Regions from separate parts of the Homo sapiens genome. Here region 1 is linked to region 2. A link is an interaction called in ENCODE POLR2A ChIA-PET data of the cell type or tissue named here. Cell type or tissue: MCF 10A. All regions are shown on one strand. Links, peaks and the distances in the headings refer to the core of each region. The heading gives the core; the rest is flanking DNA. Region 1 overlaps LINC02474 (long intergenic non-protein coding RNA 2474). Region 2 overlaps LOC124904517 (a long non-coding RNA gene).

Region 1 (17,038 bases), core at 4,373-12,372, 84 kb after region 2:
AATTCTGAGAAGGGAAAGTGGTAAAAGTATTGTCCAGTCCTTTTTAAGTTGGTGGCTGAGCTCAGTGAGGTGTGTTTTTAAAAGACTTTTAGTCCATTCTACTTTTCTTGAAGACAGAGGACCATAAGTGGTATAAAAGTTTCACTGAATACTAAGAGCCTGAAAAACTGCTTGGCTGATTTGACTAATAAAGGCTCATCTGTTATCAGACTGTATTGAGGTGGGAAGGCTAAACTGAGGAATTATGTCTGACAGAAGGGAAGAAATGATTGCGGTGGCCTTCTCAGACCCTGTAGGAAAGGCCCTTACTTATTCAGTGAAAGTGTCTATTTAGACTAAGAGGTATTTTAGTTTCCTGACTCGGGCATGTTGAGTAAAGCTAATTTGCCAGTCCTGGGTGGGGGCAAATCCGCCAGATTGATGTGTAGGGAAGGGAGGGGGCCTGAATAATCCCTGAGGAGTAGTAGAACAGCAGATGGAACACTGAGAAGTTATTTCCTTGAGGATAGATTTCCATGATGGAAAGGAAATGAGAGGTTCTAAGAGGTGGGCTAGTGGCTTGTACTATAGCATAGCCTGCCTTTGCTGGTGTGTGGCGATTAGGCCTGGTTGAACCGCCAGCAATAAATCAAGCGTGATCAGGGTGAGGAACAAGAAAGAAGGAAATTTGGGGAAATGGGGTGAATGTCAGGTGGATCAGAGAGATACAGTCATGGGGGTCAGGTGTAGTATCAGGAATAATGTGGGAGGCTGGATTGAAGTCCGGGCCAGGAACAATGGTAATTGTGGGAGACTCAACAAAGAGTGAGTACAGCTGAAGGAGCTGGGGAGCAGAAAGTATATGCATTAGGTATGAGGAAGAAAATAGATTTTGGAAGTTACGTGAACTGTAGAGAGTGAGTTGAGCATAGTTTGTGATTTTGAGGGCCTCTAAAAGTATTAAAGCGTGGCAGCCGCTGCACGCAGACATGAGGGCTAGGATAAAACAGTAAGGTCAAGTTGTTTGCACAGAAAGGCTACAGGGTGTGGTCCTGGCTCTTGTGTAAGAATTCTGACCGCACTAACTATGCCTAGGAAGGAAAGGAGTTGTTGTTTTGTAAGGGATTGAGGTTTGGGAGATTAATCGGACATGATCAGCAGGGAAAGCATGTATGTTTTTATGAGAATTATGCTGAAATAGGTAACAGACGAGGATGAAATTTGGGCTTGATTGAAGTAATGGGGTCTATCTGTGAAGGTTTGCAGCAGTATGGCCTAGGTAATTTGCTGAGCCTAATGGGTGTCAGGGTCAGTCTAAGTGAAAGCAAAGAGAGGCTGGGACGAGGGGTGCAGGGGAATAGTGAAAAAAGCATCTTTAAGATCAGGCACGGAATAGTGAGTTGTGGAGGAAGGTATTGAGAACAAAAGAGTGTATGGGGTTGGGCACCACAGGGTGGATAGGCAAAACAATTTGGTTGATAAGGTGCAGATCCTGAACTAACTTGTAAGCCTTGTCTGGTTTTAGGACAGGTAAAATGGGGGAATTGTAAGGAGAGTTTATAGGCTTTAAAAGGCCATGCTGTAGCAGGCGAGTGATAACAGGCTTTAATCTTTTTAAAGCGTGCTGCGGGATGGGATATTGGCGTTGAGTGGGGTAAGGGTGATTAGGTTTTAATGAGATGGTAAGGGGTGCATGATCCGTCGCCAAAGAGGGAGTAGAGGTATCTTATACTTGTGGGTTAAGGTGGGGGGATACAAGAGGAGGACAGATGCAAAGAGGATTTGGATTGGGAAGAAGGGCGGCAATGAGATATAGCTGTAGTCCAGGAATAGTCAGGGAAGCAGATAATTTAAAGTGTCTCAGCCTAATAAGGGAACTGGGCAGGTGGGGATAACTAAAAAGGAGTGCTTAAAAGAGTATTGTCTAAGTTGGCACCAGAGTTGGGGAGTTTTAAGAGGTTTAGAAGCCTGGCCGTCAACACCCACAACAGTTATGAAGGCAAAGGAAACAGGCCCTTGAAAAGAAGGTAACGTGGAGTGGGTAGCCTCCGTATTGATTAAGAAGGGGACAGGCTTACCTTCCGCTGTGAGAGTTACGCGAAGCTCGGCGTCCGTGAATGGTCTAGGGGGCTTCCGAGGCGATCGTGCAGTGTCAGTCTTCAGCTGCTAAGCCGAGAAGATCTGGGAAGGAGTCAGTCAGAGAGCCTTGGGCTAGAGTTCCAGGGGCTCTGGGAGTGGCTGCCAGGTGAGTTGAACAGTCCGATTTTCAGTGGGGTCCCGCACAGATGGGACGCGGCTTAGGAGGAATCCCGGGCTGCGGGCATTCCTTGGCCCAGTGGCCAGATTTCCGGCATGTGTAGCAAGCTCCTGTGGGAGGAGGTTCTGGAGGAACGCCTGGCCACTGCGGTTCAGGCGTTTGGAAGTTCTTGTGTGCTGGAGATGTGGCTGGGGTTTGTCTCACAGTGGAGGCAAGGAATTGCAACTTTTTTCAGTTATTGTACACCTTGAAGGTGAGGTTAATTAAGTCCTGTTGTGGGGTTTGAGGGCCAGATTCCAATTTTTGGAGTTTTATTTAATGTCGGGAGCAGATTGGGTAATAAAATGTATTTTGAGAATAAGATGGCCTTTTGACCTTTTAGGGTCTAGGGCTGTAAAGTGTCTCAGGGTTGCTGCCAAACGAGCCATGAACTGGGCTGGGTTTTTATATTTGATGAAAAAGAGCCTAAACGCTTCTGATTTGGGATAAAGAAAAAGGAGCATTAACCTTGACTATGCCTTTGGCTCCAGCCACCTTTTTAAGAGTAAATTGCTGGGCAGGTGGGGGAGGGCTAGTCACGGAACGAAACTGTAAGCCGGACCAGGTGTGAGGAGGGGAGGTGATAAAAAGATTGTAGGGTGGAGGAGCAGAGGCTGAGGAAGAATTGGGACCTAGCTCGGCCTGGCGAGGAGCAGCCTGGGGAGGAAGGGAGAGGTCAGATGGGTCTGTAGAAAAGGAAGATTAGAAAGACTCAGCGATGCTTGGGGTTGGTACTGAGGGGACAGGCGGGAGGGAAAGAAGGAAGATTTGGGATGAGTTGCACTGGGCACAGAGGCTAGGAAGGGACTGATGTGTAAAAGAATGCCTGGACGTCAGGCACCTCAGACCGTTTGCCTATTTTACAAGAATTATTTAGATTTTGCAGGATTGAAAAATTCAAAGTGCCATTTTCTGGCTATTTGGAACTACTGTCGAGTTTGTATTGGGGTCAAGCGGTATTGCAGAAGAAAATAAGGCATTTAGGTTTTAGGTCAGGTGTGAGTTGAAGAGGTTTTAAGTTTTTGAGAACACAGGCCAAGGGAGTAGGAGGAGGAATGGAGGGTGGAAGGTTCCCATAGTGAAGGAAGCAAGCCTAGAGAAAAGAGAGAGTAGAGAAATGGAGGGAAGGGTTTGGGGGTTCTTACCTTCCAGAAAAGTGGGAAAAGGGGTTGGGGTGCAGAGATAAGAGGTCAGGGTGTGGAAATAAGGGATTGGGGTACAAAGATATAAGAGGTTGGGGCACGGAAATAAGGGATTGGGGTGCAGAGATAGGTTGGGGCACAGGAATAAGGGATTGGGGCACAGAGATAAGAGGTTGGGGCATGGAAATAAGGGATTGGTGGTTCTTGCCCCATAGAAAAGCAGGACTTGCCGCTAAGGGTGAAGGAGAAGGGGTTGAGGGGTACTTGCCCCCCTCCTAGAAAAGTGGGACTTGCCAGTAAGGGTGAAGGAGAATGGGTTGAGGGTACTTGCCCCTCTCCCAGAAAAGCAGAGAAGGGGTAGAGACATGGAGAGAAGGGGCTGGGGTACTTGCCCCTTCCCCAGAAAAGCGGGACTTGCCGCTAAGGGTGAAGGACCAAGGCAGGCGTCCCTGCGTGGTCTGACACCCTTGAAACATGGGTGTATAATCAGAGAGGTGTCCCTGCAATGATTAAACACCAAGGGAAGGCTGCCTTCCCAGTCCGTGACCCGCGCCAGAGTTTTGGGTCCACGGATAAAACGTGTCTCCTTTGTCTCTCCCAGAAAATGAAAGGAATTGAAATTAAGAGAAGGGAGAGATTGAAGAGTGGAAAGGATAAAGTGGTTGAGGGACAGTGAGAGAGGTTGGAGAAGAGAGTAAGAAGAGGCTGCTTACCTGATTTAAAATTGGTGAGATGTTCCTTGGGCTAGTCGGTCTGAGGACCTGAGGGTCATAGGTGGATCTTTCTCACGGAGCAAAGAACAGGAGTACAGGGGATTGATCTCCCAAGGGAGGTCCCCCAATCCGAGTCACGGCACCAAATTTCATGTGCATCTGTGTGAAGAGACCACCAAACAGGCTTTGTGTGAGCAACATGGCTGTTTATTTCACCTGGGTGCAGGCGGGCTGAGTCCGAAAAGAGAGTCAGTGAAGCGAGATAAGGGTGGGGCCGTTTTATAGGATTTGGGTAGGTAAAGGAAAATTATAGTTAAAGGGGGTTTGTTCTCTGGTGGGCAGGAGTGGGGGTCGCAAGGTGCTCAGTGGGGGTGCTTTTTGAGCCAGGATGAGCTAGGAAAAGGACTTCAAGGTAATGTCATCACTTAAGGCAAGGACCGACCATTTACACTTCTTTTGTGGTGGAATGTCATCAGTTAAGGTGGGGGCAGGGCGTATTCACTTCTTTTGTGATTCTTCAGTTACTTCAGGCCATCTGGGCGTATACATGCAAGTCACAGGGGATGCGATGGCTTGGCTTGGGCTCAGAGGCCTGACACCTATGATGATGATGGCATCTTATTCAATATCTACTATATAACAATTGAAATCTCTAAATGAAAGCCAAGGGTTTGGAAGAATTGATGTCCTTTATTACTAAAGAGTAATAGACATGGAGACATCTGATACATCATGGCGTGTGTGTGTGTGTGTGTGTGTATGTGTGGTTGGGAGTGTGGGTGGTTAAGTATATGCGCATACGCTTATTGGGTAATGGAAGGGGCAGGTCATGGGAAAGGGAGATGCAGAATCCAACTTGGGTAAATTTGTTTTTTTCTAAGGTAGTCCAGCAGATAATTCAGTGAGAACATATTCTGAGTGACACCTACAGTGAGTATTTCCAGTGGGATCAAACAATCAAATAAAGAATTAAATAGAAAGCAGCACAGAGTGATTTTTTAAAACATGCCTTCAAAACAGTCAACAACATAGTAAAGAAGAATTAAAGCAAATGAGGCTCATCTAGCTTGCTTTTCTCAACAAAATTGGAGTAATTAAGTACAAAGGTAGTATGATAAGAAATTACATGAAAATAGGCAGATACAGACCAAAATTGCTTCCCCAGAATTCTTTCTCAGACTCCTACTACCTTGCACTTTTCTGCTCCCCAGCCTCTCTCTCTCCCTAACCTAACTTTTCTGCTAAATATTTTCTGACTTTTGTCTCCCTCCTGTGCCTATACATTTTTGTAGCTTTTCTGAGCTCAGGCTTCAGCTCTTTTTTTCCTTCAGTAGAGACCACATGGTACCCTGAGACACCATATCCTATGGAGCCCAAACTTGGTGTTATCATTGGCCAGCTGTGGGTTCTAGTCAAGTTATTTAGTCTCTCTGAGTGTCACCTGTCCCATCTTTTAAAATGAGTAAAATAATACCTACCTTAAAAGGTTTTAATGAAGTTTAGAGATATTCCTTCTAAAATTCCTGCCACCAGGTGGCTGCTTCATAAAATAGAGCCCTAGGTATCAATAAGCCTTCAATCCCTTCATCTAAAACCCTTTGCTAACCTTAAGTATAATTTTTCCTTCCTTTCACAACACTACAGTATTGTATTTTTACTTTTTTAACTGTGATAAACTACACATAACATAAAATTTACCATCTTAACCTTTTTTTTTTTTTTTTTTTTTGAGACGGAGTCTCACTCTGTCACCAGGCTGTAGTGCAGTGGTGTGATCTCAGCTCACTGCAACATCTGCCTCCTAGGTTCAAGTGATTCTCCTGCCTCAGTCTCCCGAGTAGCTGGGACTATAGGCACGTGCCACCATGCCCAGCTAATTTTTGTATTTTTTAGTAGAGATGGGGTTTCACCATGTTGGCCAGGATGGTCTCGATCTCTTGACCTCGCAATCCTCCTGCCTTGGCCTCCCAAAGTGCTGGGATTACAGGCATGAGTCACCATGCCTGGCCCATCTTAACCATTTTTAAGTGTACAGTTCAGTAGTGTTAAGTATATTTACATTGGTGAGAAACAAAGCTCCAGAACTTTTTCATGTTGCAAATCTGAAACTCCATACTAAGAAAATAACAATTTCCTATTCTCCCCCCCCAACTCCAAGCCTTTGGCAACCACCATTCTCCTTTCTGTTTCTACGAATTTGACTACTCTAGGTACCTCATGTAAGCCAGTTTACATAACTTTTGTCTTTTTGTAACTGACATATTTCACTAAGCATAATGTCCTTAAGGTTGATCCTTGTTGTAGCATGTGTCAGAATTTCCTTCCTTTTTAAGGCTGAATAATATTCTATCTGTATGTATAGACCACATTTTGTTTGTTCATTCATCTTCATTGGATATTTGGGTTGCTTCCATCTTTTGACTGTTGCAAATAATGCTGTTATGAACACAGGTGTACAAACCTTTTGAGAGCCAGGTGCAGTGGCTCACACCTGCAATCCTAGCAATTTGGGAGGCAGAAGGATTCCTTGAGCACAGGAGTTTGAGACCAGCCTAGGCAACAAAGTGAGACCCTATCTCTACAAATAATAATAATAATAATAATAAATAGCTTGGCATGTTGGCATATCGCAATTACTAGGAAGGCTGAGGTGGGAGGATAGTTTGACCGGAAGAGGTCACACCACTACACTCCAGCCTGGGTGACACAATGAGACCCTAACTGAAAAACTAAAAATAAAACTAATCTCTTTGAGACCCTACTTTCAATTATTTTGGGTATATACCCAGAAGTGGAATTGCTGAATTATATGGTAATTCAACATTTAATGTTTTGGGGAATGGTCATACTCTTTCCTGTAGAAGCTGTGCCATTTTGCATTTCCACCAACAGTGCGCAAGGGTTCCTATTTTCTACATCCCTGCTGGCACTTGTTTTCTTTTTCTTTCTTTCTTTCTTTTTTTTTTTTTTTTAATAGTAGCAATCCTAATGAGTATGAAGCAGTCTCACTGTGGTTTTGATTTGCATTTCCCTAATGCTTTGTGATGTTGAGCATCTTTTTATGCGGTTGTTAAACATTACTATATTTTTATAGTTTTATATTTAGTTTTAACACCATCGCTTCAAATAAAAAGTATTTTTGAATGCATTCACTTTAATTCCTCAAATTTCCTCTCCCAAATTACTTATTTTTAGTTCATTTCTTGCTTACTCAGACTAGAAACTTGACCATCATTTTCATCATCTATTATACTGAATGACTCTTCAAGTCCTCACATTTCTGTTTTTGTGATGATTCTTACACACATTTTCCCCCACTTGGGCTGTCACCTACCTCATCCAGAAGCTATTCCCTCACACTTAGACACTGCAATGGCTTCCTATGCACCATGACTTATTTTTTTGCACCAACTCCTATTCATCTTGAACACTGCTGCCAAATTAATCTGTCTTTAATATACCACATTTATTCTGAAATTAGTGTAATGAAGAAATTGTGATAACTATTGCATACTCCAGAGGTTCTTAGATTTGTCTCCCGTGGAATGTTTGTCTTCCCCGGAGCAGAAGTATTCTGTTGATAAAATAAAGTAATGGTAGCCTTTTTCTAAATCATAGAAAAATTAAATTGACGGCTAATTTCTTTTCAATTTTAGGCTTTTCTCCTACTTTTATTTATTTAGCCTTCTACACTTGCCATTGTTTGATTGGTGGCAGCTCCTGGCAGATAACATTATAAGAATATATATATATATATATATATATATATATATATTTGAAATTAATTGAAAAGCTCGGAAGTCATTAATCATATCTAGTTGGGCAGCTTGGGATTTTTGCCACTGTCATCATAGCTATTTATTTTGTTAATAAAAATATGTGTATAGTTTCCTACTAGATAAATATATGAATACTATAGTCATATTTTCAGCTGAGAAAATTTTTACACTTCATAAGGAACTAAAAGTACCCACATTAGTAATCCTTAATACTAACATGACTCTCAGGTTCTCTGTAATCTGACAAATTTGAAAACCAGTGATCTAATAATTGATTCTGGACTCCTCAACTTCTAAAGGCAGTCTCCCTAAAGGGATATCCTAAAGATGTTTATGATTTTCACATTTTGAGAGGGTGAGGAAAGGGGGGAAGCAGGTATTGCCAATGTTGGGAGATGATTTTCCACAGAATTTTCTTATAAGAATCTGCCCTTGGAAAATAAAAGGAAGTCACAGGCATTATGTTCAGGGTTAGATATTGAATATAATTTTACAAACAATGTATGACCAATTAGAGAAGGGTCTGTTATGGCCTGTAAGATCCTAGGAGACATCTGTTTCAATTTGTGTGTATCTCACATAAGATAAAGCAAATGTGACAATGTTATTACCTTCCATCCTCTATCCATCTGCTGATACTAGGGAATGAGCCAACTGATGACCCCACCGTCCTGATGTCATAGCATAGGACAATGTGGGTCAGTCTTGAGCCAGCTTTGCATGCATGCGTGGAAAAAGGTGACCCCAGTTACTGGCTTGGATGGCTTTACAGTTATATTTTTCTCATACAATAAGCAAAAATTTTACAAATTTTGTTTGAAGACCACAACCAATATTCTTGAACTCTCTCCCTGAATAAAGACCTTTGCAAGAGGGTCCGAGACATTTGCATCATCATTCAGTGAGACCTGTAAACACAGCATCTGCCTTTGACCACATCCATCTGGAAGAACCTGAGAGATAATCCATTTTATGAAATTTTCCCTACCCTGAAATGGGAGAATGGTAGGTAAAGTAGTGGCAATCCCTTCTTCCTTTTCCTTCCGTGTGTGTGTGTGTGTGTGTGTGTGTGTGTGTGTGTGTGTGTGATGTAAAGAATGCACACTTCAGGTAAAATATGTGAGCAGCTAGGGAAGGTTTGGATTATTCAGCTCATAAAACATTCCACATCATCCTCCAAGGTGTACACTTCCTCCATATCTAAACTTTCACTATCCCCAACATTCACTCCAGCTAAGCCAGTCTCCTCCTTGTCCCTGGAACACATGACAACTCTCTACCACACCACCTCCATGCCTTTGCTCATGCTGTGTCTACACCAGGGATCATATCCCAGCCCTCCCTCCCCTCTGCCTCTCCAAATCCCATATATCCTTCCTCCAGGAAAACTTCTTGTATTATTCCAGTCCTCATATATCTCACTATTTCGAAAAAGTCCCTCTGTGTTCAGAGCTACTCCTTTATTGTGCCAACACAGCATCATTCCATATTAACTGATTCATTCATTAACCAATATTTAGTGGTTGCCAGCCATTTCCAAATAATTCTGCTAAATTCTCAGTTTTTACTGTGCTCAAGCAGATAAGTACACAAATAAGTATGACATAGACTAGAAAGTGAACATACATGAAAAAGGTGTGGCCATTCAGAAAAGAAGGCAATGAACTCTAACTGGAAGGATCAGGAAACACTTTGTGGAGGTGACTTTTGTGGTGGGAATTAAAGGATAGGAATGTTTGGAGGTAAAGAGTAGGGAATTCCAAACTCAGGAAACTGTCTGCAGGATGCATCTTGCTGGCAATACTTTGCTACAAAGCTGCCTGAAGAGGTGTCAAGGAAAGCTTCTGGCTGCTAGGTGCTGCTGGCTGCCATTTGCAGTGAAATCTGTATACTAGAAAAGCTACCTGTATTGTAGGAACCAAGTTCTGGAGAAGCTCCTGGGCTGCTAGAACTGGGTGCTGGAGAAACCAGGTATGCTGAAGGAGGTTGATGAAACAAACACACTGTAATCAGAAAGAGAATCCCCTTCCTCCTGCAGTATTCCACCAATAACTTCTACTGACAAAGCTTAACATTATGTCAGCTGACTTAGAAGAAATATTTGCAGGGTCCAGCTGCATTATCCACAGAATAGTGAATGAAGGATGGAGTTGGAGCTGAAAGAAAATAAGCTGACAACTGGCACAGTAAAGTATTTGGCTCCACAGTCTCTACGTATACCCTTCTATACATATTTACACTTCTGTGCAACAATGAAACAACTCTATATTTCACCTAAAAAGATACAGCTGTCTTAAAATGTAAAGAAGTCCTCAGCTTTGCTTTACAGTGAGGAGATGCACAGTCTCAGTTGTCATTATTTTCATCATTGGCTATATATTAAATATTTCTAAAATCCTGTCACAGTCTCTGTTACCTAAAAATAAATTTATAAAATTAACCCACAAGAACTTATATGTAAAATAAAAATAAGAAGAAGAAAATGTTAGCTTATATGAGGGGTCTTCAAAAAGTTCACGGAAAATGTGTATTTTTTATATATATAAAAATAGATGTGTGGATTTCAAACATTTTCGGCACAAAAGTAAACTCGTGCTAACTTGTTATAACATGCCTGAACAGAATCTAATTTGAAGCACTGAGAAGGATAAGGCATCCATTTGAAAAGGACTCCTATATTGCAACATGAATTCTGCTAAAATTGAAGCAAGAACAAACATCAAATTTATGATGAAGTTTGGGTAGAAGAACGATGAAATTAGTGACGCTTTATAAAAAGTTTATTGGGACAATACCCCAAATGAATCAGCAGTTTAAAAATGGATAACTTATTTTAAGAAGAAACAAGATGATGTTGAAGATGAAGCCTGCAACGGCAGACCATCTACATCAATTTGGAAGGAAAAAATTAATCTTGTTCATGCCCTAACGGAGGAAGACTGACAATTAACAGCACTGACAATAGCCAACAATGTAGACAGCTGGTTCACCTTACACAATTCTGAGTGAAAAATTAAAATTGAGCAAACTTTCCACTCAATGAGTACCAAAACTGTTGTACCCAGGTTAGCTGCAAATAACAGCAGAACTTTCAATTGAAATTTTAAACAAGTGGGATCAAGATCCTGTAGCATTTCCTTGAAGAACTGTAACAGGAGATGAAACATGACTTTACAATATGATCCCAAAGACATAATCAAAGCATAATCAAAGCAATGACTGCCAAGAGGTGGAAATGGTCAAGTCACAGCAAAAGCAGATGAGCAATGAGCAAAGGTCATGGCAAAGTTTTTTGGTGATGTTCAAGGTGTTTTACTCGTTGACTTTCTGGAGGGCCAAAAAACAATAACATCTACTAATTATGAGAGTATTTTGAGAAAGTCCGTCAAAGCTTTAGCAGAAAAACACCCAGGAAAGTTTCACCAGAGAGTCCTTCTTCACCATGACAATGTTCCTACTCATTTTTCTCATCAAACAAGGGCAATTCTGTGAGATTTTCCATGAGAAATCATTAGGCATCCACCTTACAGTCCTGGTTTGGTTCCTTCTAACTTCTTTTTGTTTCCTAATCTTAAGAAACTTTTTACCTTAAGTTAAAGTATATAGCTATTTAAGATTTCCTAATCTTAAAAAAATTTTTCTTCAGTTGATAATATGAAAAAGATTGCACTGACATAGTTAAATTCCCAAGACCCTCAGTTCTTTATGAATGAACCAAATGGCTGATGTCATTGTTTATAAAAGTGACTTGAACTTAACGGAACTCATATTGAAAAATAAAGTTTATATTTTATGTTTTTACTTGTTAATTTTATTTTTCCACAAATTTGGAAGTCCCTTGTACATACAATAAGATAAATATGCAAAGTGACCACGGTCTTCATTTCTATAATTGGTTAAGATGCTATTCATAATTGACATCTATGGTTAAAATGCTATTCACAATTGATATCTATGATTTTATTTTTCCATAATCCATTTTATATTTTCATCTTTCTCAGTCAGAACTTCAGCTGTTTGGGGTTCTTTACCTGGTAGAGTGATCCAAACCTTCATTCTTTAAGGGCTCACTTGTTGTTCTGCTTTTTCTGCCTTTTTGTTGTTGTTTTTTTTTTTTTTTTTTTGCTATAGCTTTTCATTAACCTTTACTACTGTGCATAATGGTATTAAAAGGTACCCAGGAGAATTCTCCTTGCCTCTGCTGTGAGCAGTGGCCTGTTTCCCTTGGTAAATTGGGACCAGTTCTTTCAGCCAGTAGGATGACCTCTTTTTCTGCCTGTTGGTTCAGTGGCACAAGGATCCTAAAGTGGCCACGTGGCAACCTCATCTTCCAATTTATTGGAATTATTGTTGTATCCCCTGGTGGAAATGTTTTCTCTCTAGGTCCTAAAACTTCCAAACAAGCAGATCTCACAAATAGCAGAAAAGGAAGCAAAAAATTCTGCAAGTGGGTTCTTAGGTGTAATGGTGCATACAAAAAGTACTAACCAAATAGTTAAAACATTGAAAAAGATAAACAAGAGTTTACCAAAATTTAAAACTTGCTCTGTGTGAAACACTTATTTAAAAAATGAAGAGACAAGACACCAGCTGTGGGAAAATACTTGCATTTCCCTCATTATTAATGATGTAGAGCACTTTTCATTACTTATTGGCCATGTTTTTTTCTTTTGTGAATGCCTGTCATTTTAATTGGATTTTAATCTTTTTATTACTGAGTTATGAGTGATTTATATATTCTAAATGCACATCATTTGTCAGATATATGTGTTATGAATATATTTCTCAATCTGTGGCTTGAGATTGTGGCCTATTTATTTTTTAGAGTCTGTTTTGACTAGCAAAAGTCTTGAATTAGAGTCTGGACTTACTAAGTTAAAGACGTTGATTAGACATCCAATTGGAGATGTGGGCTAAGCAGTTGGATGTTAGAGTCTGGAGTTCACGGTTGAGATCCAGGCTGTAGCTGCACTTGAGGGGTTCTCAGAATATAGATGGATTTTAAAGCCATCAGATTGGATGCTGTCATCTAGGGAATGGGTACAGATAATGAAGAGAAGAGGGACTGGCTCTGCGTTCTAGGACACTCTGACATTAAGAGGTTGAGAGAAGAAGAAAATCCAGCAAAGGGGACTAAAGATGTTGACGAGTAAATAGGAAAATAATCAAGAAGGTGTGGTGTCTTAGAAGTGAAACCAAGAAAATATTTCCAAGAGGAGAGAGAGATCAGTAGTGACAAATGCTAGTGAAAGTCAAGTATGGTCGCAACTAAAAACCGACCCTTGGGTTTGGATACATGGATGTCATAGATGGCCTTGACAAGAGCAGTTTTGATTGCTAATGGGGCATAGTATCTACCATGGAGGAAGAAACCAGAAAAGGGCTGGGTTATTTTGAGTGAGAAAATGGAGGTCTTGATTCAATCAAAGAATAATTTTAGGGAATAAGGGAATGTGAGAGCTGTATGAGCAGAAAATTATCAAAGACTTTAAGCTCTCAGAAGTTAAGTCATTCTGGTTCATGACAGCTTTGAGGGTGTAGCTATGGGTTTGCTTATCTGGTACAAATGGAGCTGAAGAACTTCAGAGTTGAGGAGTTTAAATACCTGTGAAACCCAGTGTTAGATGGGTTATGCACACAGACATTGATGTTGCCCAAGGGAAAGGCAAGAGGTGATGAGGAACAAGCCCTGAACCTGGAAAAGCAAGATATGTTCTAAGAGTGGACGGAGGGCTAAAGGACTACGATGCACTATTTAACCACCAGCCAAAATACACACTAGTCACTTTTTTTTTCTTCCTATTATCATGATTGAACATGTAAGGAATAAAGCAGCTGTTCAGAATTTTAGGGATTTACCAAAAAGAACAAATGGGCCCTGTCATGTGGGCTGTGTCATGCCATTCCTCAATGAGCTAAGATAAGTGATTCATGGGTATGAGTCACCATGACATCTGTCACATTGGATCTCTAAAGACGGTATGGATTTGCGTTGAGATGACCTTGCTTTTTAGGGCCCTGTGTGTAGGGGTGTGTGTGTATGTACGTGTGTGTGAGACTATAGCATCATGAACTAAAGAATTTGAAACTTTCTGATTTAAAATATTTAGAGAAGAAGAAAACATTCCAGATGAGACTGAATGCTCAGATTCGACTTTCATTTTTGTCTTGATAAAAAAGAGATATTAATACAACCTGATTCCTGAGCCATCCTCTGAACACTTACTGAGGCCCACAGCAGTGTTTCAAGTGGATACCTGGTGGTATCTTCACAGTTTAAAACAAAAATACAATACCCTCTGTTTACTTTGCCTTGGCATACATTTTAGTTCCCTAGGTCCAGGAATTGACATCCTATAGAATCCCAAAGAAGTGTCTGGGACCACAGGAAATGTCACATCAAAGAGATAAATGATCAATGTCCGGTGCTTACATAAAAACCTTTATCACATGAAAGTGAAACGTGGGCTGCTGGGCTTTGGATGAGGCAGATCAGGGTTTCAGGATCAACTCTGCCACAGATCTGCCTTGAACACTTAAGCTAAGACGTTACCTCCCCTGAAATTCTGGACCATCTTTTGTAAAAATAGAAATAATATTACTCAAGTTAAAGGATTGTCATGATAATTAAATGAACAGACTTAAATGAAATCTTCTGACCCAGGCTCAGCAAATATTGATTTCTTTCCCTTCCTCCTGTCTTCCCTTCTTCAGTAAGAGAGAAGCCTATTTGAGTGTCAAAAACTGCCTCAAACCCAAAAGACAATGCATTAGAAAATGCCCTGGAAATTATAAACTATATCATTGTGTCATGCTAATTAAAAAGTGCCTAAGCTGCCAGTAGGCCCAGGTTGGGTTCAAGTCTATACTTCACAATTTATTGGATGTGTGACTGTTGGTAATTAATGTACCTAGCCTCAGTTTTCTCCTCTGTACAATGGGATAACAGCCCCTATCTCAGATGGTGGTCACTGAAAAGTTTCAATCAAAGAATGTGTATAATGTGCTCAACAAGGTTTTTATCATGTAGTAGCATGTACTCAAAAGCTGTTAGCTAGAAGATCCACCTTTTAACTATCTTGGTTATGATCTAATTCTACTCTTTCTCCCAGAAGTAATAGGGAAAGTTAAAGGGAAGGTAGAGGAACAAAACAGTTTTAGAGGTCTTGCTCTTGTCTTGGTAACAGAGAAGCCCATTCTAAACACCTACCACCTGCCCTCCACCTCATCTGGCAATAGCACTCCTAGAGAGCACAGATTCCACCGTCACTGTGACAATGAACAGGTGGGTGTGGGGAGGGGCTCTCTGAGAGATGTTCACACACACACACACATGCACACACACCAGCTTGGAAACCCAGGACAAAACATCCAAAAGCCCCTCAAAAATGAAAAAAAAAAATTGGTCCAGCCAATTTTGGTGAAAAATATCTGAGTTTCAGAGCAATTGTAGAAAAAAGTCTGGGAGGCTACAAAGCACCAGGCAGCACCTCCAGACCAAAGGGGATGGCCAAGCCCTGGGTATGCTGTGGAGAATCGGGTCTGCAGGTGCTCAGCACCAGGGTGCATGGTGGTGCTTCTCTTCCCTCTTACCCCCACAGGTCTGGGATTCTACAGAAGTATAAATTGAAGGGTGAGAGGTCTTCTTGGGTTTTTGGCAGGGAGCTTCTAGTTGTGGTTTGTTTAGTTTTTAAAGATAAAAATAGTAGTGATATATGTATATAGGGTGTGTATTTGTGTGTAATGGTAGTGAAAGATGGTGTTGAATCACTTTGAAAGCTTTGCTAAACTAAACATAGTTGACCTTTCCTCTACCCATTCCTAAAACACGAAGGTTCTAATTCAATAATTCTGTTGAGAGGTCTGGATGTAAGTCTTTGGAAAAAGAGTTCAATTCTTTGAGACTTTGATTCATGAGACTCCCCAGGCAGCAGAGAGAACCAGTAAAAGAATATCAGCAAAGCCATCTCTACCTACCCCCAGTTTGTTTAGAAGCAGAAAGTTAAAGTAATCCAGAACTCTTCCATGCAGGGCAGGAGCATTCAGTCCACAAGAGGCTTCCAGATTACCCATTATGTTACCCATTAATATTTTGCTACTCTCAATACCGTGTTTTCTTTCTTCTTTCCCTGCTTTGCTTTAATCCTCCCTCTGTTTTTTTATTCTTTCCCCTTTCTCTGCTTCCTATTAGCTTCTATGATATTTGCAGGGCTGGTCAGCATAATATTAAGGAAGTTTTTGCCACTGCTCTATTTTAATGCCCTCCCACCAGGGCTCCCTCAGGGGCCCTCCATTGCACCTTCATTGTGATGCTCTTTAGTTGCTGCTGTTTCCCACAGTATAGCAGGGAAGGGGCTCATCTGCACCTGCCCTCTCTTTGCTGGTGACACACTGTTCTGCCCAGGCTGATCCCTGCCCCTCTTCCTGCCACCCTCATCCATGCTAACCTCCATTCTGATGTTCCTGCTTCCCAAGACACCATGGTGGAGAGCAGTGCTTCTCCAACTTAAGCTTGCACCGGAAGCCTTTGGAAGGCTTGTTGAAACTGATCGCTGAACCCCAATCCTCAAGGTTCTATTTCTAAATCTGAGTTAGAGCCCACGACTTTGCTTTTCTAACAAATTCCCAGGTGATATAAAGGCTGCTGGTCCAGAGACCACACTTTGAGAACCACTGATGGTGAGGAAAGAATGGACATGGGGGCCAACCTCTGCTAACTTTCATTTCTAGTTTAGCTGCTGATCAGTTGAGTGACCCAAGCAATTTATTTGCCCCCCTGAGAGGCTTGGTTTTCTCAGTTGTAAAAATATGTTGACAATAACTTTCCAGTACTGTTATTAAATAGGACATTGTCTTTCTGGTCTTCTCTGTGAGAATCAGAAGTTATTCAATAGGATCAGAAACACTGAGCTCACCTTATCAGCAATTGCTAGTTATGCAAGCATTACTGCCACCAATACCAATGTCATATGGCGACTGCAAATGTGTGGCCTTGGCTCATGTGGGAAACCACTTAAATATACAATCCCAGGATTCTCTCACCTTCCCCTGACACTTAGGCTTCCTATAAATATATAGTTTAAGTAGAGAAGGGAAAAAAGTCACTTTCATCTTCCTGGTTCTCACTCC
Region 2 (17,038 bases), core at 5,715-13,714:
TCAGAGAATTCCGCATGCCGCGTTACACTGTCTGTCTCCATGTTAGACCTGGATCCACAACCGTGCTGTAATGAGGTGAATGTAACCCATGCTGGGAGAGGGTGATTCACCTCACTGGCGAGTTGAAGAGTGAATGTGGAGGTCAAAGAGGGTTTCACCAACAAGGTACCTTCACCTGTGCCTGGAAGGATGGGTAGGATCCAGGTAAGGAGGATGGGAGCCAGCATTTAACGCAGAGGGAACAGTGTGAGAAGGAGGATGGGAGCCAGCATTTAACGCAGAGGGAACAGTGTGAGAAGGAGGATGGGCTTAGGAGCCTGATGAATATGTTGGTATGGCTGGAACCGGTCTAGAAATGTGGCATCTTGGTGATTGCCACACTGAATAGTTTTAACTTTATGTTGCACATAGTGCTTCTCAACCAACGTTTAAAAAATCTGCCTTCACACAGTGTGATCAAATAACTCTTCCCTGTTATGTAATGATTCTCGGGTTGCTGGGGTGTCTCCTAAGAATCACTCTGCCCTGTACTACCCAGAACCATCCCAATAGCCCTATGTGGCTAAATAAACTTTAAATTCATTCAAATGAAAATCAAATTAAACTTTCAGATTTTCAGTCATCCTGGACACATTTCAAGGGTTCAGGAACCACCTGTGGCTCCAGCTCCCCCATATAGAACAGCACAGAGGGAAGTGGAGGAGGTAGGGATGAGGAAGGTGAAGAATGGTGGTTTCCAGAGAGGCAAAGAGATTGTGGCATGTCACACAGCTGACAGTGAAAGAGCAGAGCTTGAAGCCCAAATCTTATTCTTCTTAACCAAGAGTTATTTCCACGGGATTTTTCTATTTTTTCCCAACTTCCTGGAGCTGGTTGGTAGGAAGTCTCATTCATGTCCAGATCCTACCCCATGGGTGCTGGAAGTGAAATAAAGTGCAAAGCATCCAGGACCTAAATTGAGATTATTTAGATTTGAATCCGGTGCTGTCATTTAGGAGGTGCAGGGCTTGGGCAAGCCAAGCACACACACACATGTGCTTGGAACTTTTATTAAGCAGCCTCATGGACATCTTTCCATGTCAAGGCATCAGATTTTTCTCATTTTTCAAGATGTATAGCATTTTATAGTTCTAGTACATAATGAATTATTTGGATATTCCCACTTCATAGATAGTAAGTTTTCTCCCTACCTTTTTAAATTTCAAATACTGCAAATGAACTCATGTTGGGCTTTTGATTTAGTGCAAACATAGTTCAAGGATAAATCCTAGAAGTGTGATTGCTAGGTTAAAAAGTAGGCATTGCCAAAATGTTCTCCAAAAAGGGGGCAGCAATTCTCCTAATAATGCATTATTCTCCTAATAATGCAAAAAACTACCAGTTTCCCATGCCCTTCTCAATACTGGTCTCTCTTTTTTTTTTAATTAACTCACTTAATGGATACTTAAAAATGCTTTGCAATCTTTCAAATACCATGCAAATGTAAGGTATTATGGCCAATAACCTTTTCTAGAAGGCCCCATATCAAAAAGTGGACATCCAAGCCCTTGGGGAGCTTGTACCATCCAGAAGTTTTTACTATATGTCCTGTCATTTTCTGGAAATAATGTTTTTGGCCTTGGATCCTAATTTTTTAGGCCAAAATATCAGTTTTCCAGGATGATGGGGTTGTAAATAATGAATAAGAGAAACCCTCCAGCAAAAGCAGCTATCACCATTCTTAGAGCTTTGCTGGCAAAATAATTGAATTTGATAGCAGATAGGGCCACTTGTGCCACCCAAAATTTTACTGAGCCAGCCTGGCAGGGAATGATTTGCGAGGCCTTTCTCTTACTGTTTCCAAAGACTTTATTTTATCTACTTTCTTTTTCAAGCCTTTTTATTCTTACTATTCATTTGGAAACTGTAAAATTGAGGCTTCAGCATCTACTCACTTTTACTTTTTTTTAAGAAGCACAGGCCTAGTGCAGTGGACTGCAGGGGCCTCCCATGTTGACTTTGAAAACAAAGGAAGTCTGACCCTAAGCTCCTTTTTCCTTCTTATGGAATCCATCCACCCCAACATCACCATCTGGTAAACTCCTAGTCCTCCTTCCAGAACCTAAGGACCATCTTTCAAGTCAGTTCTTTTGTAGAGCCTTACCTACTCTGTCTTCCCACACATTTCATTTTTACCTCTAAGCAATTATGAATTTCCCAATAATTTCCTTGTTTGCATCTTTCCCCATGCCCATCTCCCAGCTATGAATTATTTGGGCTGGACCTGGGTCTCATTTATCTTTATATCTCTAGTTGGTAGTACTTGGTAAGTTTGTTGAATAAATGTTTCTTCATTTTGAATCCTTGCCTGGGTTGGACATAAAACAATAATAACACTCCTAGAATATGTAGCACAAACACCAGCACTCCCCAAATATTCCACAAGCTCCCTCATGCTTCTCAGCCTCCCTTGTATTTATGATGGGGTTATGTGACTAACTCTGGTTCACAGGCAGGTGTGTGAGTAAAGTAATGCTTGGCACTTTCTGTCTGAGGTAGGAAAGAAGGGTGGTGAGTTCCATACATGCCCTCTCTCTTGCCACTATGCCTGGAAACAAAGAACTCTGAAACAGCAAAGGTGCAAGATAGAAACAGCCTAAATGTCTCATCACTGTTGAAGGGTAGCCACCAAGGAGAGCAGCCTGACCTGCATCAGACTGTTCGGAAAGTGAGGAATAGCCTTTGGGATTTGGGAGTTTATTGCCACAGCAAAACTTAGCTTACCCTAACACAGCATATGAATTTCATGATTTGAAAATGTACGTAGAAAAGAAGCTCTTAAAATATGACAGTGTCATTTGATCACGAAACCTTTTCACCTTCATCCCCTAGAACAAGTGAGGGTTGGTACTTTGGATTTTATGACTTCAAAGCAGATTATTTTTTCAAGAGAGCACAGCCATTCCTGTTTCATTGACAGAGATTCCAAGGCATGGAGAAGTGAAAGCACTGGTTTCTGGAATTATGGGTGAAATTAGCAGGAGAACACAGACCCAAATTTCTGACCCCCCTGCTTAGATAGAACTGCTCATCCCCCAACATCAGTGTCCTCTGGGGTTAGTATTCTAGGAATAATATTGACCTACTTAGAAATGGGACAGATTTTACATCTCTAAAGCTAACTCCACTGAAGAATATCTGTTTTGAAGCAACATGGTGGTAAAAAGGTTAACACTAAATTTGAAGTTTATTTCTAGGCAGACATCCTGAGCCCTGGGGGAAAGATTGCAGCTGCCCTGTGGCCCAGATAATGCAATATCAGGGTGAACAAGGACATCTTAGAACATTCTGTTCTCCTCCCCCGAGGCCAATTAAAATCTGTAGGCATCTTTCTGTTGACCAGGCTGACTGACTAATTGAATCAGAATTATGATATTTTCATCAGCTTTCTCTTATCCCTCTCTGCCTTGCCAGCAGACAGAAAGTTTGACAATCATACAACTTCAAGTATATGAGGCCCAGTGAATGGATCTGCTCTCACCTTAAACCACTGAACATTGTACATTAAATAAGATCCCAAAAAGGATGGAACAAGATTGTGGGCAAGGTAGTGTCCCCAGATATTAGTCTCTGTTTATCCACATAAGAAGAAGCTAAATACCAAGACACCACCTTCAGGATGCTTGATGAACAAGAAATCTGTCATTTAGCAGCTGCTATTCCAATAAGTCAGCTCCGTAATTACCTCTGCCTTCCTAATTAACCATCACACTGCCCAACTGAGAAAGCTCCTCATGTTGAAGGACCAAATTCCTGCTGAAGTCTAACAAGGTTCTGTCCATTCTATTAAGCTAGGAGGTATTTTATCCTGCACATCCAAATGGTCTGGTTAGCCTTAGAGACTGCCCCAAACAGTATCAAAGCCTCTGGGAATCAGCTACACATTTCCAGTTGTGTGAGACTTCTCAGCTTGAGTGTGACAACCTCCACATTAGTAACTTCTGTGAAATTATTTCTTTATATCTAAACTGCCTCAGAAGTTAGGCATTTATAGCAGCATTAGTTCCAGCTGTGAGGAAGCTTTGGGTCACAAGATATTAGGAAGGGGTGGGGTGGGGGGAACCTCTGGGACAAAGATTTCAGCCTCAGGACCTGTTTCTGAGTTTTCTAAAAGGAAATCCCCTCAACAAACTAGGCATTGAAGGAGCATACCTCAAAATAATCAGAGCTGTCTATGGCAAACCTACAGCCAACATTATACTGAATGGGAAAAGCTGAAAGTATTTCTCTTGAGAACTGAAGCAAGACACAGATGTCCACTCTCACCACTCCTATTCAACATAGTATTTAGAAGTGCTAGCCAGGCCAATCAGGCAAGAGAAAGAAATAAAAGGCATCCAAATAGGGATGCCTCTTCAGGGAGTCAAACTCTCTCTCTTCACAGCTGATATGATTCTATACCTAGAAAACCCCAAAGACACCACCAAAAGGCTCCTAGAACTGATAAACTTTAGGAAGGTTTCAGGATACACATCAATGTACAAAAATCAGTAGCATTTCTATACACCAATAATGTCCAAGTTGAGAGCCAAGTCAAGGACACAATCCCATTTACAATACCCACAAAAAATTAAAATACCTAGGAATACATCTAACCAAGGAGGTGAAAGATCTCCACAAGGAGAACTACAAAACACTGATGAAAGAAATCATACGTGACATGAACAAATGGAAAAATATTCCATGCTCATGGATTGGAAGAATCAGTATCATTAAATGGCTATACTGTCTAAAGCAATCTACAGATTCAATGCTATTCCTGTCAAACTACCAATGGCATTTTCCACAGAATTAGAAAAAAAAAAAACTATTCTAAAATTCATATGGAACCGAAAAAGAGCCCAAATAGCCAAAGCAATCCTATACAAACACAAAGCCGGAGGCATCACATTATCTGATTTCAACCTATAAGACTATAATAACCCAAACAGCATGGTACTGGTACAAAAACAAACTTATAGGCTGGGTGCGGTGGCTCACACCTTTAATCCCAGCACTTTGGGAGGCCAAGGTGGGCAGATCGCTTGAGGTCAGGAGTTCGAGACCAGCCCCGCCAATGTGATGAAACCCCATCTCCACTAAAAACACAAAAATTAGCCAGGCGTTATGGTGGGCACTTGTAATCCCAGCTACTGGGGAGGCTGAGGCAGGAGAATCGCTTGAACCCAGGGGATGGAGCTTACAGTGAGCCGAGATGGTGCCGCTGCACTCCAGCCTGGGCAACAGAGTGAGACTCCATCTCAAAAAAGCAAAAACAACAAAACAAACAAACAAAAAACACATAGACCAATGGAACAGAATAGAGAACCCAGAAATAAAGTTGCATACCTGCAGCACACCTTTGCCTGATCTTTGATGACATCAGCAAAAATAAGCAATGAGGAAAGGACTCCCCTATTCAATAAATGGTTCTATGACAGCTGGCTAGCCATAGGCAGAAGAATAAAACTCGACCCCTACCTTTCATCATATATAAAAATTAACTCCAGATGGATTAAAGACTTAAATATAAGACCTCAAACTATAAGCATCCTAGAAGAAAACCTAGAAAACACCATTCTGGGCATTAATCTTGGGAAATAATGTATGGCTAAGTCCTCAAAAGCAATTGTAGCAAAAACAAAAATTGACAACTGAGAACTAATTACATTAAGGAGATTCTGCACAGCAAAAGGAAGTAACAGAGTAAACAGACAACCTACGGAATGGGAGAAAGTATTCACAAACTATGCATCCAACAAAGACCTAATATTCAGAATCTATAAAGAACAAAAAAAAAAATTTAAAAGTGGGCAAAAGACATGAACAGACATTTTTCAAAAGAAAACACACAAGTGGCCAAGAAGCATATGAAAACATGTTCAACATCACTTACCAGAGAAATACAAATTAAATCCACAATGAGATTTCATCTCATATCAGTCAGAATGGCTATGATTAAAAAGTCAAAAACAACAGATGCTGGCAGGACTAAGAAGAAAAGAGAATGCTTGTACACTGTTGGTAGAATATAAACTAGTTTAGCTACCGTGGAAAGCAACTTGGAGATTTCTGAAAGAACTTAAAACAGAGCTACCATTCAACCCAGCAATCACATTACTGGCTATATATCCAAGAGAAAAAAAAATCATTCTACCAAAAACACATATGCACTTATGTGTACATTGCAAGCACTATTCACCATAGCAAAGACATGGAATCAATCTAGGTGTCCATCAGTGGTGGACTGCATAAAGAAAATGTGGTACATATACACCATGGAATACTGTGCAGCCATAAAAAGAAGCAAATCATGTCCTTTGCAGCAGCATGGGTACAGGTGGAGGCCATTATCCTAAGCAAATGAATGCAGGAACAGAAAACCAAATACCACATGTTCTCGTTTATAAGCGGGAGCCGAACAATGGAAACTCATGGACATAAAGATGTCAACAACAGACTCTGGGGACTATTAGAGAGAGAAGGGAGGGAATGGAGCAGGGCCTGAATTACTATTGGGTACTATGCTCACTACCTGGGTGATGTGATCAATGGTACCCCAAACCTCTGCATCATGCAATTTACTCATGTAATAAACCTGCACATGTAGACTCTGAATCTAAAATGAAAGTTGAAATTATTTAAAGAAAAATATAAAGTAAAAGGAAAACCAAGGCTGAGGCATGTTTGGGAAAAGCTATTTTAGCTTTGAAGCTACCTCTCACCACATTGGCAGGAAGGGCTATGGACTAGTTGTGTTTCCCCAAAATTCATATGTTGAAATGCTAATCTCAAATATGATGGTATTAGAAGATGGGGGCCTTTGCGAGGTGATTAGGCCATGAGGAAGTAGCCCTCATGATGGGATTAGCACACTTATAAGAAAAGACATGAGTGACTATGGTTAAGAATAATGTATTGCGCTCTCGAAATTTTCTGAGAGAGTAGATCTCAAGTGTTCTACACACACACACACAAAGTATCTAGATAAGGTAATTAATATGTTAGTTAGCTTCACTGTAGTGATTGTTTTACAACAAATTCATTCTTTGTTAAGAAGGTTTCCCCCTTACATTTAGGAATAAGCCAAGAACGTCTGATGTCAACAAAATGCAACTTTGTATTGGAAGTCCTGGCCAGTTTAATATGGCAAGAAAAATAAATAAAAACATAAAGATTATAAAGAAGAAAATGTATCTCTATTGTAGACAACATAATTATTTATGCAATCAAAACAAATTCAACACATATAATTATTGATTTTCAACAGGGGTGCAAATGGATATTCTTTATAACAAATGATGCTGGAACAATTAAAATATCCACACATGGAAGTGATGAACCTTAACCCTTACCTCAAAAATATACAAAAATTAACTCAAAATGGATCACAACCTAAATATAAAGTTGAAACTATATAAACTCTAGAAGAAAATAGAGGAGAAAATTTTCATGTACTTAGGTTGGTCAAAGACTTCATAAATAAAATACATAAAGTGTACACTATAAAACATTCATAGATTGAACTGTGTCAAAATCAAAATCTTTTGCTTTTTAAAAGACACAAAATGAAATGAAAAGGCAAGGTACAGATTGAGAAAACATTTGCAAAACATGTATCTAATTAAAAGCTTATACCCAGAATGTAAAAGGATTCCTACAATTCAATAATAATATGGCAAACAACCCAATTTAAAAATTGGCAAAAGATTTGAAGACATACTACACCAAGGAAGATATACAAACGGCAAGCATGTAAAAAGATCCCCATCACCATTATTTATTAAAGAAAGGCAAATTAAATCCACAAGGAGATACCATTTTATTCCCACTAGAAAGGCAAATATTAAGTATTGTTGAGGATGTAGAAGAACTGGAACACACTTTGTTTGCCAGTGGTAACATAAAATGGTACAGCCACTTTAGAAAATAATTTTTTTGTGACGTTAATGTACACATATGATCCACAGCTCTACTTCTAGACATTTACCCAAGAGTAATTAAAACATATGTCCACAAAAAGATTCTAATGTGAATTTATATAGTAGCTTTATTTTTAATTCCAAGAACTATAAAGATTCCAAATATGCATCAACTGGTGAATGTTTATATAAACTGGTATCTCCATAGAATGGAATACTTCTTAGCAATAAAAATGAAAATAAACTACTGATAGATACAACAACATGGATGAGTCTCGAAAAAATTATGCCAAGTGAAAGAAGAGAGCCACAAAATGTTCCATACTATATGATTCCATTTATATGGGATTCTTTGCAAAAGTCAAACCTTAGTGATAGAAGGAAGATGTTTCAATGGTTGCCAGGGTATGGGGAATTGTATGATTCCAAAGTTCATAACAGATCTCTTTGGGGTGATGGAAATGTTTTGCACCATGATACTCATGGCACTGACATAACTGTATGTAGTTGTCAAATCTCATTGAATTGTACACTGAAAATTGGTGAATTTTATGTAAATTATGCTCAGAGGTGATTTTACACACACATACATACATACACAAACACATGCATAGATACACACATTATTTAAAATGAAAGCATTCAATGTGGAAAAGATTACAGATTACACACAACTTGGTCCTTTCCATCACTGACAGAAGATAAAAAACTTTCGGCAAGAAATTTTGAATTTCAGTTTTTTCCTGTGTCCCTGATGTTATTCCTACTGCCTCTCTGGAATAAGAGAGCAAAAGACATAGTCTGTCTAAGGACCAAAATAGATCCTGTGTAAACACACACTGTGGTTTTGATTGCACATATCTGCAGATGGATCTAAACCCTGTAGCCTTAAGCAACGACTCTGGAATCACTGGTGCCAACTCAAATCATTTATCAAAATATATTTCCCTTGCAAAAATCAAGCAGCAAATCTTCAGGACTCTTGGCCAAGGAGGGAATCATTTTGGCTAAAGCACTCTCATGCCTCTGCTAACGCAAAAGCCCATGGGCATACTAATAAATATGATGCAACAACACTTGTATTGCAGGGCAGAAGGGCAAGGAGAGGGAGCACCTCTGTCATGGATCTGTTTACTGTGTGTTTATCAATTCATATAATTATTGAGAATGTACGTGTGCCTGTTACCATGACAGGCACTGCAGAAGATGCTAAGGAGAAAAGGGTCAGGGAACAGACGTTTGGTGTAACATGCTATGCATTCAAAGTGAGGATGTTCTTATCCTTAAATTGTGTAAAATGTAATGTATACCCTTAAATTATAAAATGTTACCTTTAAATATATAAGAAAGCAAGCAAGAATGAAAATAAATGTCATCTTCAACGTAAGAAGTTAGAAAAAGAACAAACAAATACCCTGAAGGGAAACAGAAGGGAGGAATTAATAAAGATAAAAGCAGAAATTAATGAGATAGCAGAACCAAGAAATAAATCCAAAAGCTGGATCTTAGAAAAAAATAAACATACCAAAAAAAGCAAAAATCAAAAACTAGTTATCAATAGATTGCTTAATCAAGAAAAAAATTAGCTCATAAAAACAGAATACAAAATTAGTATGTGGGAAATAATTGCAGAAACTGATGAAAATGAAGGAATCACAAAAGAGTTACCTGTTCAATTCTATGTAAATAAATTTGACATAAATTTTAAACTTTCCAAATTCGTTAAAAGAATTGAGCATAACATTGACAACAAAAACCAACAGTACACAAAAAGTGATAACTATTAATTTGATACAAAAATCATCAATATTAACAATACCACCAACTGAAATAAGTACCACATTAAAGGATCATATACTATGACCAAGTGGAATTTGTTCCAGGATAGTTTAAAATTAGGAAATATTTTAATAAAAGTTACCATAAGCATAGATTTAAAGAGAACAGCCAAATGATCATCTCAGATGCAGAAAAGATATTCAACACTACACAAAAAATTGAATTGGTAAAAGTCATCAAGATAGGAACAGAAAAAGACATATACATATACACGTGTGTCAGAAAAATGTGTGTGTGTATACATGTATGTACATGAGTGTGTGTGTGTGTGTGTGTGTGTGTGTATTTATATAGAGCAGGAGGCAGAGCGGGAGCCCAATGGCCAGCATCATGCTTAATGGAAAATACTAGAATATTTCCTTTAATGCAGGAATAAAAACAAATTACTAGTCAATGAAAGTACACAAGACAAGGGTAAAACATAGAAAGATGAAAGTAAAATTATCACTATTTTCAGGCGTAACTCTATATCTAAAAATTCTAAGAGATTCAACTGAAAAAGCATTATACACATGAGAGAAGTCAGTGAGGTTACAGAGGACAAAATTAATATGTAGAAATCAATGGCTTTCGTATATGCAAACACCAACAAATTAGAGAAAATAATGGAAGATTCCATTTACATTAGCAACAAAAAGTCGTAAAGTTTCTAGGAATAAATATAAGGAACATGTAAGCACTTTGTATATGTAAAGCATACGTAAAGTATATGTAAGGCATTTAAAACATTCCCTAGTGACAGAAAAACAGATGACAATGAGTATTCAACCTTGTTTTTAAGAAAACTCACCATTCAAGATACGTTTTCCTAATTTAATTTAAAATTCTAATATACGTAATTGTCCCTGCGTTGATGAAGCTGTGGGGAACAGCCACTCTTGTACTTCTATTCATTGTGGGCAGGAGTATAAATTAATATAATCTTATAGAAGGCAATTTGGTTAATGGTTTCTAACAAAATTAGAAGTAAACACAGCCATTGAATAAAATGACACTTAATTTGTCTTACAGATACACTCATGCAACATGACACATGCAAATTCATTAATTACATCACAGTATGTTATAGTAAAAGATTTGGCATAGCGTAACTGTCCATCAGGAAGGCACTGGTTAAATTATACTCCATTCATACAATGGAACACAATGTAGTTGTAAAATTAAACTTAAAAGAATGAGAAAGTTCTACATATATGGCTATGTAAACAACTTCAAGATTAGTATTAAGAAAGAAAATAAAGACAAAAAACCACATGTAGAGTATGCTACAGTTCATGTAAAAGTCTGTGGGTCCGGAGAATAAGAATTCATATTTCCCTGCGTATATACAAAGAAAATCCCTGGGTGGACACACAAAAAGAAATTAGTAACAGTCGCTGCTGCTTTGAGGCTAGGAGGATAGAAAACAGGAGTAAAAGAGGAAATTTGCAGAGTATACATTTTGGTAATTTGGATTTTCAATCCATATGAATCCATTACAATTTAGAAAATCAAAATCAAAACTTTAATAGATATAAATGAAATAAAATAAAAAATTTAATTTAAAAGTAAAGACATTTAAATGGGAGAAAAGATTGAGAAAACATTGAAATACTAATAATTGCTACATGCTTTAAATGTGTTCTATCCTGTTTTAGGCATTTTACATGTTGTGTCCTGTTTTAGACTATTATTATCCTCACATACAGGTGAGGAAACTGAGGCAGAGAGATTGATTACATGCCCTAAGTCACAACTAGGCCATCTCCAGATTCCTGCAGTTGTAACTTCTTAGCTATGCCACCTCCTGATATCATGTGGTGCAGTCAAAATACACACTGCAAAGGCCACAATGACCACCACCAAACCGTAACACCTGAAGTTCAATCCCCCACTTTGCTTACTAGCTGTGTAACTTGGAAAAGTTCATTCGACACTTAGAGACTCAGTTCCCTCATGTGTCCAGTGGTTATGACTATACCTGTCCTGTCTCTAAAACTTGCCATGAGATCATACATGTTTGTGTGTGACAGGAAAGCAGAGGGAGAGATTTAGGTTTTAAATATGTGCCACAGGACAGAGATTAGAAAAGACGCAAGAATCCATCTTCGGGGCATTTGGACGGTACAGAAACAAATCTTGTTTATCCACTGATTTCCTTTGTGACTCTCAGGGAGAGGTTACCCTGGGGAAAGTTCTGGACCCTGACTGTAATTAAATGGCACTTATTTAAGGAAAGAAATTATGCCACCAAACTCTTTCACCTGAAACATTCAGATAATTGCATTATTAGCATTATTACTTGATAGTGGAGTGAGGAAAGGGGAGGTGGTTTTGTGGACAGTATGTACCCCTACTGTGAGTACTGTATTTCCTTATTTAAGGAAAGAAAAAAAAAATGGTAACTTTTCTAAGAAAATATCAACAGTCTTATCCAAAATAGCAACAACTTTAAAAATAGTGTGACACAGGAGGAGTGGGGAACTCCAGCTCATAGCCACAGCAGAACAGCTGGGAGCAGAGACATGCCCAACCTCTTGTGTGAGGAGGGTGAGTTGGTGATCATTCATAAATTGATCACTGTGGGCCTCTATTAAGTGGATTTCTATTAAGCGGGAGCTCCATGGTCGCTTGGGAGTCTCGCTGCACAGTAAGGAGAAAAGCTCTCTCTGGGGAATCTACCAGAGTAACTTCAGGGTGTAAGTTTTGCTTTAAAAAATAAAGTGTTGGGCCGGGCACGGTGGTTCACACCTGTAATCCCAGCACTTTGGGAGGCCGAGGCAGGTGGATCACTTGAGGTGAGGAGTTTGAGACCAGCCTGACCAACAGGGAGAAACCCCGTCTCTACTAAAAATACAAAATTAGGGTGTGGTGGTGTACGCCTGTAATCCCAGCTACTCGGGAGGCTGAGGCAGGAGAATCGCTTGAACCGAGGAGGTGGAGGTTGTGGTGAGCCTAGATCAAGCCATTGCACTCCAGCCTGGGCAACAAGAGTGAAACTCCATCTCAAATAAATAAATAAATAAATAATAAAGTGCTGGGCCAAGCACAGTGGCTCATACCCAATCCCAGCACTTTGGGAGGCTGAGGCAGGAAGATGAGTTGAGACCAGAAGTTTGAGACCCACCTGGGCAACACAGTGAGACCTCATCGCTACAAAAAAGTTAAAAACTAGCCAGGTGTGGTGGCACTCATTGGTAGGTCAAGGCAGGCCAGGAGGCCAAGAGAGGAGGATGGCTTGAGCCTGGGAGGCTGAGGCTGCAGTGAGCCATGATTGTACCACGGTACTCCAGCCTGGCTGACACAGCAAGACCCTGTCTCAAAACTAAAAATAAAGTCATAAAGTGCCTTTAATAGTAAATAGAAATAACAATTACTGATATTGTGAAGGTGACAGTCACTGTTATTCTAACTTTAAGAGATGGCCAGGAACAATTCCCCGACCTCCCTCAGGAATCCATGACACTGCCTCAGAATACAGTACTCACACTGGGGCTACATACAGTCCACGAAACCGCCTCCCCCTTCCTCACCCCACTACCAAGTAATAATGCTAATAATGCAATTATCTGAATGTTTCAGGTGAAAGAGTTTGGGGGTTTACTTCATCTACATCACATGCATACATAGTCCCAATACTAAAGCCAGAAAAATATTGATTTAAATACATTTGCTGCTGATTAATTCAACTTGGGATGTATAAGTATTGATAATCCTTCACAATCCCATAAGAATTCCACAGGAGTTGTCCTCTCTGATCCTCACAACAAACTGTAAGAGAAACTAGTTATCCCCACTCTAAAGACAACAAAATGGAGGACTGGCAAGTTTAGCTGATCTCTCCCAGGGTAGATTAGGAATAAGAGTCAGGACAGGGTCTAGGTCCAGGGTTCCTGCAACCACCCTCCTCTTAAGTGTCTGCTAAGGTCTTTTTGAGTCTTAAGATTTTGGAACGTAGAAAATTAATTAGCTTAGCCCCAAAGCTGTCCCTATGAGTACCCTTCGCCCACTCTTAAACAGGAGACAGACAAAATGGAACTGGGTACGTCACATTCATCTCCTGGTCTATTTAAGAAGCAGATTATCCAGAGTGGAAATCCACCAGGCTGTAGTTACATCTCTCCCTTCTCCCTCCTGGTTATTGACGTTAAGCTACCATGTTACTCACTGATAGAAAACTGGAAGCAAACTAAAATGAAAACTTTTTGGCCCTAAATTACTCCTTTGACCTCTAACCTGAATTTTGGCTGCTTTTGCTTAGCAGTTACTGATTCAAAGGCCTGTCTGTAAGCCACAGTGACCATGCATCAACCCTCCGTCTGGCCAATGATACTGATTTAATGAAGGGTAACGCCATGGCTGAAAATGTTGTGTGAATGACCCCAACATGGCGTGCCAGCCACTGAGGGACCCCACACCACAGAGGCCCATGGTTCTTCATGAAAACACTCAGACACCCCCCTGCCACATACCACACACCCATGCCCATCTCCCAGGACAATCTGGATTCAGTTATTCAACAAATATTTATAGAGGACCTCCTAGGTGCCAGGCACATTCCATGTATTGGTATTATGGGATCTTTGGGGTGCTGCTTTTCTGGCCGGAAACCTGTGGTCAATGGTACCTTTGCCCACGTTTTGCTCGGGCCCACTGGGCTCATTCCACCTACTTGGCCTGGCAGGCTGTGCTTAGCTCATGCTACCAGCTTGGATCCCATGCCTCCAAGGGAGACTGCAAGTCAGGCATGGAGCAGCGAGGGGTGTATGAGCAACTGTGGGGTCTGGCCACTGCACAGTCAGACATGCTGGCTGCTGCTGGGGGCAGGCAGCTCCAGGTGCCGGCATGAGCACCGGCTCTCTGTGAGGCTGTGGCTAGACCAGGTGCACTGCAAGCAGCTTCCTTGGCTGACTCTGGGGAATGCAGTGACACCTGGAAGCTTGGAGATGCCAGGAACCACAGGGCCCCAATGAGGGAGTCACAGCCCTGGCTCGGGGAGCTCCCAGGTCTGGGCTTCCTGAAGGGCCACAGCTCATCTCCCCTTCTCCTCACCTTCAATGTGGTGAGCAAGGAGCATGTTTCAGCCCTGTTTGGGTTACAGCTCTTTTAGCCTCACCATTCTGCAGGTCCCAGATTCTTGTCTTATGACCAGGAAGAATGAGGTACGCAGACAGAGGAGGGTGAGCACGATGAAAAGGAGCTTTATTGAGTGATAGAACAGCTCAGAGAAGACCCACATGGGGCAGCTCCTTTCTGCAGCCAGGATGTCCCATCAGGTGTTCAGCTCCTAGCAGAGAAGGTGGCTCCTCTCTGCAGCTGGTCTTCCTGTCCTCTGTCGAGTTCTGGCTCAACCGGGGCTTTTATGGGCCTCAGTGGGGAGGAAGTGAGTGCCGATTGGTCAATAGGCAGCCATGGGTGGGCCCAGAAAAGGCACCACAAGTTCCCACTCTGGTCCGTGGGACTGGCAGCCCAGCCCCCAACCTTCAGGCCCTCCGTGGCCTGAAGGTGGGGACTCACTGAGGACCCTCCCCCTTCTGCCCAGGAGCCTCTCTGCCTCCTGCCACCACCCATGGTGCCCAGGCTGTTTGTACCAAGGGGCACCTGCAGCCCAGTGATGAGCTGCCGTCAGCACCCCCTCAGCTTCCCCACTGAGCTTGTTAGCACCCAAAGTCTGGAGGGGACCAAGGCGACTGGGGGCTGGTGTGTCAGTGCTGCCCCACGTGTGTGCATATCTGGCCAGGCTGTGACAGCACCCAGGCTCAACTCCAACCCTGCTCCAAGATCAGAGCAGGTGCTGGGAGCTGGGAGAGGCCAAGAAGTGGAGGCAGACACCCCTGAGTCTGTTGGGCAAGTGAGGGGGCCTTCCTCAGTCCCCGAGGGTGCAGAGTGCAGTGAACGCCTGGGTCCTGCACCTGAGAGGGCAGGGGTCCCACCTGCTCTGTGGAGTGTGCACTCTGGCCACACTTCCTCATAGCCTGAAGGGGGGCTCTAGGTCCTTGCTGGGCCCTTTTCTGCCCACCCCTTCATGCCCAATCACACTGCTCCCCTGCTAGCAGGTGGCACAGTTGGCTGCCTCAGGGATGCAGGGCACAGTGGACCTACTGCTGTCATTTCTGCCCCTGCAGTCACTCCTGCCACCACCACCCACACCTCCCTGCTGCAGCTGGTGCAATGGCAGTGGCCACTCCAAACGGCCCACCACCACCGTCACTGGGAATATAGCAATTAACAACACACAAAAAAACCCTGCCTTTGTGGCACTTATATTCTAGTGGGGAGATTTAGATGATAAACACAATAATAATAATACTAAAATATTTAAATAAACTCACCTACTATATTTCTTCAAATCACACCTTCAAGCCTCTCTGGGGCTCTAGTTTCTAGACTATATTTCTGCCTGGGTCTTGATTTCTAATATTCACCACTCACCTCCAAACACTGAGCCTGCCTTGGTGTTTTGGCCACCATCACCCTCAGCCACTTCTGACAGCTGGAGCCCTACCCTGAATCTCGTTACGTGAAATCCCTCACTCATGCACTCAATGAGACATGTTGGGAATTGTGCTGGGATGTCCATCATCCTCTCCCATTAGCTGTTCCCTGCACTGTGAGTAGAGACAGCTACTATCAAGTCCAGGGGGCCTGACTAGCTCTAATCACAGCTCCCTGCTCCACTCCCTCTTTGGTCTGGTTCTAGATCCTATCAGGCTTTAGGGATCTGAGACGGGAGCATCTCCAATACAATAGTCATTCAGAAGGAGATTCATAACCCAAGGGAAGGATGTACAATTCCATGGTAGGACCAACAATTCCATTTTGAAATCTACTACACATATTGGGCAGTGTTCTTTCATCACTCAGCATTGCTTGGCTTCAGTTTCCACCCTCGTCAGAGTCCACCCTCATTCTTCTTGTCTCCTGTGTCTCCCCTAGCCCCACTCTCTGTGCTTGCCGATGTGCTCCCTCTCACCCCCCAAGCTTCCACTTCCCTGCTTAGCACACTCTGAAGGTATTCTTTCTCCCTAAACCAGCTTTTCCCTGTTACTACCCAGCACATCCATATATAACAACAACAAAAATCCTCTCTTTATTCCCATGGACAGGTAAAAAAGAGGTAAAGGAAAATCCTGACAGTTAAATGCATTGAAAACAGAAAAGGACTAAAATTCAAATCTCCAGGCTCTGAGCTCTTTCTAGTAGTCTACATGGCTTATGGCTTGTAAGAATTTACCAGTGACCTAACCTCCTTGTTTTGGAGCTCTCAAGCAAAAACGTCA

What was found. ChIA-PET counts read pairs that join two places held together with the same protein. Peaks named below come from ENCODE experiments on the same cell type or tissue, not always from the same donor. Only the 100,000 strongest peaks of a DNase experiment are listed, where the experiment ranks them.
Region 1: POLR2A ChIA-PET joins it to region 2 with 5 read pairs; 3 of 35 experiments call an interaction of 5 or more read pairs at or near these places.

Annotation. Positions count from the first base shown.
Region 1 is chr1:221,974,230-221,991,267 of GRCh38, forward strand. LINC02474 (long intergenic non-protein coding RNA 2474) reads left to right here. Exons shown (of 3, transcript NR_149071.1): 2 at 8,771-8,914; 3 at 10,532-10,735. It overlaps LINC02257 (long intergenic non-protein coding RNA 2257), which reads right to left and starts at 4,291. Exons shown (of 4, transcript NR_149057.1): 1 at 4,131-4,291. RefSeq lists an enhancer at 4,306-5,048. In MCF 10A, for the core only: a CTCF peak has its summit at 5,636; no DNase peak of the experiment used is centred there.
Region 2 is chr1:221,888,608-221,905,645 of GRCh38, forward strand. All of the region lies in intron 2 of LOC124904517 (a long non-coding RNA gene), which reads left to right. Among named protein-coding and RNA genes, the nearest start is that of LINC01655, 56 kb to the left of the region's middle. In MCF 10A, for the core only: no CTCF peak of the experiment used is centred there; a DNase peak (open chromatin) is centred at 8,914.